Linked DNA regions of Homo sapiens: region 2 is linked to region 1. Evidence: read pairs that join two places in POLR2A ChIA-PET (ENCODE). Cell type or tissue: PC-3. All regions are shown on one strand.

Region 1 (5,000 bases):
ACATCTCAAAATAAAAATAACAGTTGAGGTTAATGTGTTTTATGCATTAAGTCTCATGCAAAACCTTTGTGATGACTCTCATGTAATCACACAACATTTTGGTGTAGTTACTATTATTTTTATCTCCACTGAGGTTTAGAGAATTGATGTGGCTTGTCTAAGTCCACAGTTAGTGGTGATCGAGGTGAAATTTGAAGTCATGTCCTCTGATGCTGGAGCTAGGAAATGAAACCATTATATTATATTGTGTTTCTGTCAGGTGACACATCTCTGAGAGAAATGCTATCACTAATATGATCATGAATAGAAGCATTAGATTAAAACTTGTTTCATCAGCCTGAAATACTGGGCTGAAATCAACACAATCATTCTGGTGTAATTGAATCAATCAAAATTGGTTACTTTAGAACAGGATTGGAGAGAACTGACTTTCCAGGAGGTCTTGAAAAAGAAATACTGGTGTTATTGTTGACCACAGTCAGGTAACTTAGCCTAGAAAAAAAGAGAGACTGCATTTCCCAAATGGAAAATAGAAGGAGGAACAGAAAGCTTTGACCTATAGTAGTGATTGGTCAAAACAAATTATAAGATCAGTAAGTTATGTTTTGAAGAAGATTCCAGGTTGGGAGTGAGGTGAATGAGGGAAACTTGCAAGAGACTCCAGAGCCAATCGTAGAAGACTATGGACATCTGAGGAAGGGAAGCAGCCAGGTGGAGTTTCGTGGGTCTCACCCATCATAGTACCCGTAGCTCCAATGGTGGTAGCAGAAGGAAGATCATGAACATGAGAGAATAGCCTACTTTTGACATCATGGAAAAAGCTATTAGGAACATCCTTCTCATCCAAATATGTGTTGCAAAACAAATAGCCTGGGAAGAGCCCATGTTCATGTACAGATGCTTTGTTTCTTATGCATAAATGTTGGTAGTAGCACTTTTTTTACTCACTTAGTATTCAGGAATGCTTAATTATCTACTTCCCTAACCTTCCATTTTACTGTATTTTTATTTAGGGTCACACATTTTACTGTTATCTATGAAAAGGATTTTGAAAATAGATACCTCGCTTCTGTCTTTTATTTTAACCTTCCAAATCTAGCGGACCATAGTTAAACATGATCTGTATGACTCTCAGCTACTTGATCTTCCTTGCACGGGCCAAATATGTGTGAAGGTGACTTTTTTGGTTATTGAACTTTCTTGCACATAGAGAACTTCTGATGTTTGTTCATCTGGGGATATATCTGACATCTACTTCATAGAGACATTCATAGGAATGCCCCTGAATTCTTTGAACATTGTACCAGACAGCAAGCAGTGACAATGGCTACATCTGCTTTCCTCCTCAGGGGAGCTGCCACGGGCTAGGCTGAAATAACAGCTGCGTGGTAATCCTGGTGACCAAAAAGCTACTTATTCATAAAACAAAACAAAACTAACTTTTGTCTGTTCTAGAACATGTAGCTTTGGGGCTGTAGTGGGTGGAGGGAAAGGATAGCAAACAGAAAGATTACTTGGAGGATTTTCATTTCCGGTTGTTTTACAGTCCTAAGAGCTTATATAAACTGATATTCTGATCCTCTTCCAAGTCCTGTGGCATTCTTTTCTTTCTTTCCAAGTTGTATAAAGTCCATCTGTCTGTTTCTCTCTCTCTCTCTCTTTCTCTCTTATTTAGGCAGGGTCTCACTCTGTTGCCCAGGCTGGAGTGCAGTGGGGTGGCCATGGTTCACTGCTACCTCGACCTTCTAGACTCAGGTGCTTGGGTGATCCTCCCACTTCAGCCTCCCGAGTAGCTGGGACTACAGGCATGTACAACCACTCCCAGCTAATTTTTTTTTTTTTTGGTAGTTTTTGTAGAGATGGGTTTCCACCATGTTGCCCATGCTAGTCTCAAACTCCTGGGCTCAAATCATCCACCCACCTCAGCCTTCCAAAGTGCTGGGGTAACAGGTGTGAGCCATGGCACCCGGCCAGTTGGTCTCTTTTTTCTTTTTCCTCATGTCCTTAGCATCTCCCTTTTGCTTGTGCTCATTTGTCCCTGTACTTTTCCTTCAAAGCACTTATCATAGTTTAAAAGTGTACTTTATGTGAGTTTTTTTATTTTAATAATCCATGTGCACCACCTAGATTAGAAGTTCCATGAAAACAGGAATCTTATTTGGGTCACTCAGCTCTGTATTTCTGGAGCCCAGCCCAGTGTCTGATGCATGGCAGGCTCTCAATAAAGATTTGTTGAATGGGTGAATAAAAAAATAAAGGAATGAAATGTTGGACTTGGGTTTTGACCTTCAGGGAGAAAGTTTTAAAACTATAATATAACTACTTATTGCTCATGAGTGATTGAGAAATCAGGTGATAGGGCTGCTCACATATATAGCAGGTATTCAGCAAAAGTTTATTGAGAATAATAAGCATAATTTTTGTTTGTTTAGAATAAGTTGCTATAGCTGTGGTAGGTCTTTTCTTAATTTTCAAACAGATAGTAGTTTGACCAGGGATAATCATGGTCTTTTACTGAAGCTGTAATGATGGTTGTGCTAAGTAATTTACCCACAGTATAGGATTTGATCCTCCAAATGATCCTCCAAAGAAGGTGACCTTATCTCCCCTTTTCAGGTGATAGAATCAAGGTTTAAAGTATTTCAGATGTTTGCAGAGATTCAAAATCACTTTTGTCTGACCTGGAAAATCAGTGCTTTATATAATTATGTAATTCTGATACACGTTTTCTCTTTCAGAACTTAGGATCTTCAAGATAAATATTTCTCTTTTGAACATTTGAATGTTTCCCTTTGTCTTAAGGAGGAGGGATGATAGAAAATCTAGGGAGCAGGGACCTTGGCTTATATAAGCCTTATTGCACCAAATACCACAGGAAATCCCTTCAGTGATGAATGTTCTATGGAATAAAGATCCAGGGGATAGGCAGTACCTTTAAGGTATTTTGAGGCCTGAGTGGTCCAGAGTATTGTTTCATAATCCCAAGTCTCTTTCCTTGGGAAATCATAAGTTCATGGTATTGTGGGATGTGGATAAAAACCTCATCCTTGCCCTTGAGTATCTGTCAGTCTGTTTGGGGGAGATTGGATGCATATATGCAAAGGACTAGGAAGAAAAGTCTGAGTTTAGCTCCTTTGGGACAGAGGATGCAGACGGTTATCCATCTATTCATCCATCTATTCATCCATCTATTCATCCATCCATCCATCCATCCATCCATCCATCCATCCATCCTTCCATCCATCCATTCATTTATCCAACCAGCCAATTAACCAACCAACCAACCAACCAACCAACCAACCAACCAACCAACCAACCAACCAACCAACCATCTAACCACCCAACCACCCACATACCCAACCAATGAAACAACCAACTAACCAATATTCAACACCTCTCATGTGCTAAACTCACAATCCAGTGAGCAAGATAATGACAGTCCCTGTCTTCATAAGTCCTATGGGCTCCAGGGCAAGTCAGAGTCCTCTGATAAACTTACCTATTATTCTTACCATCACAGCTTAGATTTGAGCACTTTTACCTCAAACACTGTACTAAAGGTTATACTCTTATTATATCATTGACTTCTCTTAATTTCTCCTACCTGCAAGAAGTAATTGCATTGTATAGTTATTCACATAACACATGTGAAGAAATGAGTTCAAAGAGGTTAAGAGATTAATCTTACCCAAAGTCCTGTAGATAGAGAGTGGCAGCTTCAGGACACCAGTCCAAGCCTTATCTATATTGCAAGTATTGCATAAAACCTCAGCTGAAATTTTGATAAATTTTATGGAACTTAAGCTAGATAGATCTTGTTCACCTGAACATCCTGTCTGGGATGCATGGTAGTAGACTGAACAGCTCCACTGCTTATGAAATGTGTGACCTCAGGCAAGTTGTTAAGCTCTTGGTGCTTCATGTTTATCATTGGCAAATGGAGATGATAATAGTACTTATCTCATGGGATTGTTGTGTGGATCAAATGTGTGAATATATGTAAAGTGCCTGGCCCATGTTATATAAGTGTTGGCTATTATTGTTATTGTGTTGACAGACATTTCAGAAGAGTACTTGTTTGGGCGAAGAAGTTAATGAACACTTCTTTGTTGAACCTGTGGGGTTAAGGCATGCTTAGAGGAATGTAATCTGGGCTAGATGCTTGGCTATTCAAGTGAGCATGTGACAGTGATGGTCTCAGTCTGCCTCCCTTGTCAGAGCATCATCTGTAAATGATTGCCTCCATCACTTACCAAGCACAGTCACAGGAAGTTGTGACCTCCCTTTATTGGAACTGTCATTTTGAACCTATGTTTAGTCTGGCAGACGTTTTGACCTCCGTGATATATTGCTGAGGGTGTTTTGACTCCATGCTTATAACTACAACATTAAAAACACCAATAATGGCTGAATTTTTATCAAGAAAGTATTTTCTTAATTAATGCTTACTCAATCATTTTTACTCCAAGATAAATGTTCAATACAGAGCAGTTAAACAATTTCTACCTTTTTCCATCTTCTATTTTATCAAAATCATTTTATGGAGATGAATTCTTTTGCATTTGGAATTTTACAATGATGGCTTATAATTTATTGACAATAATTTATTTAGGTCAAATTTTAGCTTCTGCCACTGAATTTTCCATCGTAGTTTTATTTCTACTAAGTCAAATTTTCCTGGTTTAAATTTGATTGATTTGAATTTTATTGGGATAATTTGATTCCCCTGTGAATGTTTGCTCATTAACACATTCTTTGTGTAGGTTAGCTGTTGTCAGTTTTATTTTGAACTGATTATTTCAATCGAAACGGTGAGGGACAAATGCCTAATCACCTTAAGCGTCTATGGAAGCCAGGAGTGAGGCCAGGTAAAGGCAGCCCAGACCAGATCTAAATGAAACGCTGTGGGCTAAGTTTTCATTCACAGAAGATGGGCAGAGTGGCAGATCAGAGGTAACTATCAATGATACAAACTTCAAGGAAATGATGAGATACAGAGG
Region 2 (5,000 bases), 160 kb after region 1:
GCAATGATTCCGAGGGTGGAGAAGGATGTAATAGTCTTTGCAGAGAGGACTTTGCAGCTCTCATTATTCTCGCTCTGGGAGTTAGTAGGTCATTTGCAAAAGGCATGGGAAGAGCAGCTGATGAAAAGGTCTAATAGTTTGGAAAACTGCTTAACCTTATTGCTCTATTTCTGGATTTCTCCCCATGGCCAAAGGTTGTTGAGATACTGATTTCCCCCGGAGGTTTCCCATTTAGGAATGCAGTGAAACCTCTGAAATCCAGAGGAATTGGGGAGAAGGCCAGCTGGAATTAGGGAACAGTTTGAATACACTTTAAGAACATTCAGGTCTGCTGTTTTCAAGGACATAGGATCACAGATTTGGAAAGAGCCTAGCCCAGCCTCCTGCTCAGTGCAGGCCTTGTGCTTCATCCTGAACAGAGCTTCAGCTTCATCTGGGCTTCTCTTGAATGCTTCCAAAAACGGGAGGTTCACAATTCTGATAGATCATTTATTTCGCTCTTTGGAAAGTCTTCCTATACCCGAGCTAGAATCTGCCTTTCTGTAAAGTTCTGCTTGCCTTCTTGTATTCATGCAGAACCGAGAAATCTGTTTTTTTCCCCCCTAGATCATACTGAAAAGCAATTATCATGCACCAAATAGTACTTCACAGCATTCTCTTCTGCAGGCTGACAACCTTCAGAATATTCAACCATTGTTTATATGGCAAATGTCATCAACTCTAATTAGAAATATAAATGATTATCTCTAGCCTGTAAATTAACAACTGTATAAATTCAGAGGGGAGCAGAGCTTAGATACCACCTGTACTGGCCTCAAATTACAGATGAGTAAACGGAAGTCGGCTGAAGAAAACCGCCTCACCCAACTTCAGAGAGAGAGAGAGTGGGGTGGTGGGTGGGAGGTTGGAGGGGGGCTCTTTTCACCTCACCCTGCCTCCTATTATTCACAAAACACCAGAATTTCTCAAGTTCTTGAAAGTGCTTAGGAAGTTTGTTCTCTTACGCATTTAGAAAAATCCCTCCTTCAAATTATATTTGCACTGTCAGTGAAGTATGGATTAGCACAGACTGAATTTAGTAGAGGTTATACTGTCAATGGAAAGTATCATTCAAAGCATATTAAGCTTCCTTGCTCTCTGCTGTCAGAAAATCATCTCCTTTGATCTAGAATGCTAGCTCAAGATGGAAAACATACCTATATGGCTACCCAGGCCTATCAAATTTCCATAAGGTCTGGCTACCCACTCAATTTAGGAGGCCTTCCCAACTTTGGAGCTGAGAAAGAGTGCCAGGACGTAGGGCAGCCTGTGTTTCTGCTTTACTCTGCTGTGTTCGTTTTAGAGTTTCATATCCTCTTTCCATTTTGGTCTGATTCTCTGATGAGAAGACAAAACAAAGACTTGGAGAAGCAAACTAGGCACTTCAGTGATTGGTTTTTTGTGTCAGTCCCCAGAAACCCTGCAGTCACATGCTTGGAAGGGAACATTCCTCCCTGCCTCAACCCACAGCAGTCTCCGTCTTCTCTCAACAAAGTATTGCATTTCCAGTTCTTACACTTGTTCTGGCACAGATTCTAAGCTACCTCGTGCTGCTTCCTGGTTTGCCTGGGTGCTAGGCTCCATGGATCCTGGAATCACAGAGACCTGGGTTCTCGTCCTGACTCTGCAACTAGTTGGTTGTATGGCTTTGGAAAGTTACTGAAGCTTTCTGAGCCTCAGCTCCCTCATTTGTTAGATGAGGACAATTATGCTACCTACATCATACAGTTGTGAGGACATAACGCCTAACAGGTGTCTAACATAGTCACTAACTTTTAGTAAGATTCCATAAAAGGTATCTGCTTAGTATCCTTAATATCATGATCCAAAAGGCAGAAATGGAAACCTATACTTTTCTCATGCTGCATACAGTAGGTGCTCCATAAATACTTTCTGACTGATTCTGGTTTAGGCTCCATTTGGCAATAGGTTCACCATAAGAAACATTCTAAGAATCATGTAAAGACAGTTCCTATTCTCAAGCTCCCCTTTCTCCAGATTCCTTATCCCATTAATTATTGCAGTGGGGAGGCTCACCCTGTCCTGCCACTGTTCACACCTCTCAGCTTGCATCTTAGAAAAAAGTTCTTCTTATTTGACAGACTCTGAGAACTTGCTGTCCAGGCAAAAAAAAAACTCACGATGAGGAATACAACACAAACCTTAGGTGGCCAGCATGTCAGCAAACAGAGAGACGAAGGGACACTGACAAAAGCCAACCCCTCAAAAGAAACAAAGCAACACACCAAAGAGGTAGAAAGCAAAGGATTAAGATATGCCTAGAATGCTCTTGCTTATCAGGACCCTTAAAACTAATCAAGGTTCTTGTGTCTACAGTATTCCTAAAGGAACGTGAATATGGTTAAACTCTCCTTTTAGCTGGGAATCTGAATTAACATTAATACCTGAATTTTAACAGAAATTACATTAGACATTCCTTTAGGCAAAAGAGTATATATACAACACCGACATCTGGTTATAAAGAGCTAAGGAATCTCCCAGCTTCCCTAAATGCAGAAGATATCCTAGTGGATGCTTGTTGAGTTAAATGAACAATTATTTCTTTTGTCTCTATTGCAGATTATTTGTTTATGCTCTAAATTTTGTGTTAAGGACAAAAGAAAAATATATTGGCTGAAATGAATGTGTTATGTTATAGCCCCAGTTGAGGGTGAGGAAAGAACGCAATGCTAATGTGGTGGAGAGAATGCAGCAGTTCCTGGAATAGCAGTTGGGTTCCCTGGCTTGAGTCCCACTCTGACATCCTTGGCTGCTTACCTTGGGCAAGCCCTTCACCTCACAGCGTTTCAGTCTCATCAGATGTTAAATACTTTCTATGGGCTCTTCCATGTCTGAGATCTTATGAGGCTACAGGGAGCATGAATATTAGCCAAAGAAGCTGCCCAAATCTCTGAGTGTGGAGACCAGAGCAGTAGAAAGAGAATGTGATAATAGCAGTAGAAAGAGAAGGTGATAATGTGTAATAAGGGTTTTCAATAGGTATGAAAACCCTTGGAAAAAAGTAAAAGCACTGAATGACACACATTCTCCAATTTGCCATGGCATGTTCCAAAATCACAGGCGCCTAACCTTCTCCTGATAGCTCGGTGCTCACCCAAACATCCCATCATTGAGTTGACAGGAAGCAGAGAAGGCCAATGCTTTTCTGGTTGGGGACCTTGGCTGCAACAGAAAGGAAGAGGGGAGTGGAGTCAGCTTCATGAGCCAGTGGAATGGCAATGAACCCTGCAGGCTGATCTGCTCTAGCCTGGCGTTGCCAAGGAGGACGATCCACTTCATCAAACCTGGGCCAAGCTCTGGCTCAGACACACAGGCAAAAATAGAAAGGGGCTGGGAGAAGAAATGTGTTTACTTTTGTGATTTCCCCTAACGTGCCTCTTGACAGTATTATAATCTCTTCACAAACAGGAGTCATGGCCCACAGGCCTCACCTCCATTGATAAACCCTCTCAAACAATTCATGTACAGACTTAAAGCCTTCTTAACATTTCATGATCACTATTTGGGCAGCTAGAAAACAAGTTTAGAAGGCAGCATGATGGAATGGAAAGAGTGCTGGTGAGGGTCTGTTACTGCCTAGGTGAACTGTGAAAATCCCTCTCTAAGGCTCTGCACAATCAAGCGCTTGCATTAGAAAGAATGTATGTATCTGCTGAGATTTTTACAGTTTCTACCAGTGACTCTCAACCAGGGGCTAATTCGCACCTCAGGGGCTCTTTTGCAATGTCTGGAAACATTTTTGCTTGTTATAAGCAGGGGGTGCTATTGGCATCTAATGAACAGAGGCCAGAGGTGCTACACATACAATGATGCAGCCCCCATAACAAAGAGTTATCTGGTCCAAAATGCTAACAGTGCTAAGACTCAGAACCTTGGTTTACACTGAATCGAGGAGAGTCAGTGGGAGAAGAAAACAGGGACCAAAGGAAAGAAGGAAAAGGGGTTAAAATTCTGTTTCTAGTTCATGAGGTATCCATCAGTTATGTGTTCTCCAGCTTTTCTCCCCATGACCAATGCCTTTTGAATTTTCCCTCAGAATTACGGGGCCATGTCTGAGTAGCTTCCTCATAAGAACATCTTCCTTATCCCTAAAATGCCAAGCCCTGATGCAGTACAAAGAGCTCCACTGTAACACATGGCCAAGACAGAAATATAAACAGTTTTGAAACAAGTAGAACTGGAAGGTGGGTGGTGGGTGCACGTGGAGAGAAAAAAACATATCCCCTTAACTCCGCTTCTGTGAGTCAGTGTTTCTGAGGTAACAACACAGAACAATAACCATAGGGAGAGTTGAGCTATACTAAGAGCAGGCAGAACTGATTTGGGGCACAAGTGTCAGGAGAGATGCAGCTTTGCAGCAGCAGACTCAAAGGCAAATGAAAGGGTTAAGCAATCTGTGCATGTCATTCTTGTATCATTCTACATTAAGTCATGGGCAGTAATTACAAGTAGTTACCTGCGGTTTCCAGTGGGGGAGGCAACAGCACTCCAGTCAAGGGGTTTTGGAGAAACAGGTGCAATGAAGGCATGGTCAAACAATTTATTTACTGTAAACTTTAGACTTTGCTCGGGAAAACAACTGAAGCTGCTCCTCAAATCCCTGCCTAAAATACCCCGTGTGAGCAAATAAGAGGAGTGGGGGAAGAGTCCATGTTCACAGCTGAAAGGTCCGAGATACTCAAAATCCTCAAGTCCAAGGGTGTAGGAAGGAAAATCTCCTTCAGATACAAATTACCAGCAGCAATATATTACCCCTAATACTTGAATAGTGAGGTAGATACATGGAAAAGTCATGAAAATATAGCAGACTCAGGTCCTCTAGGACTAAAGCTCTTTAGACATAAACTTACAAATTCCATGCAAAGAGGAACTGAACTGTACAAATAACAAATAATCACTCAAATAAGTTTTCTCTCTTTTTACAGCTTAAAAAAATAAAA

What was found. Peaks named below come from ENCODE experiments on the same cell type or tissue, not always from the same donor. Only the 100,000 strongest peaks of a DNase experiment are listed, where the experiment ranks them.
Region 2: POLR2A ChIA-PET joins it to region 1 with 13 read pairs; 4 of 35 experiments call an interaction of 5 or more read pairs at or near these places.

What each region holds. Positions count from the first base shown.
Region 1 is chr5:148,992,932-148,997,931 of GRCh38, reverse strand. SH3TC2 (SH3 domain and tetratricopeptide repeats 2) reads left to right here. Exons shown (of 17, transcript NM_024577.4): 17 at 1-5,000. Among named protein-coding and RNA genes, the nearest start is that of MIR584, 67 kb to the left of the region's middle. In PC-3, no CTCF peak of the experiment used is centred here; no DNase peak of the experiment used is centred here; H3K27ac peaks cover 884 bases.
Region 2 is chr5:148,828,210-148,833,209 of GRCh38, reverse strand. ADRB2 (adrenoceptor beta 2) reads right to left here. Exons shown (of 1, transcript NM_000024.6): 1 at 4,587-5,000. Among named protein-coding and RNA genes, the nearest start is that of ADRB2, 4.1 kb to the right of the region's middle. In PC-3, CTCF peaks have their summits at 3,812 and 4,537; a DNase peak (open chromatin) is centred at 4,509; H3K4me3 peaks cover 5,000 bases; H3K27ac peaks cover 724 bases.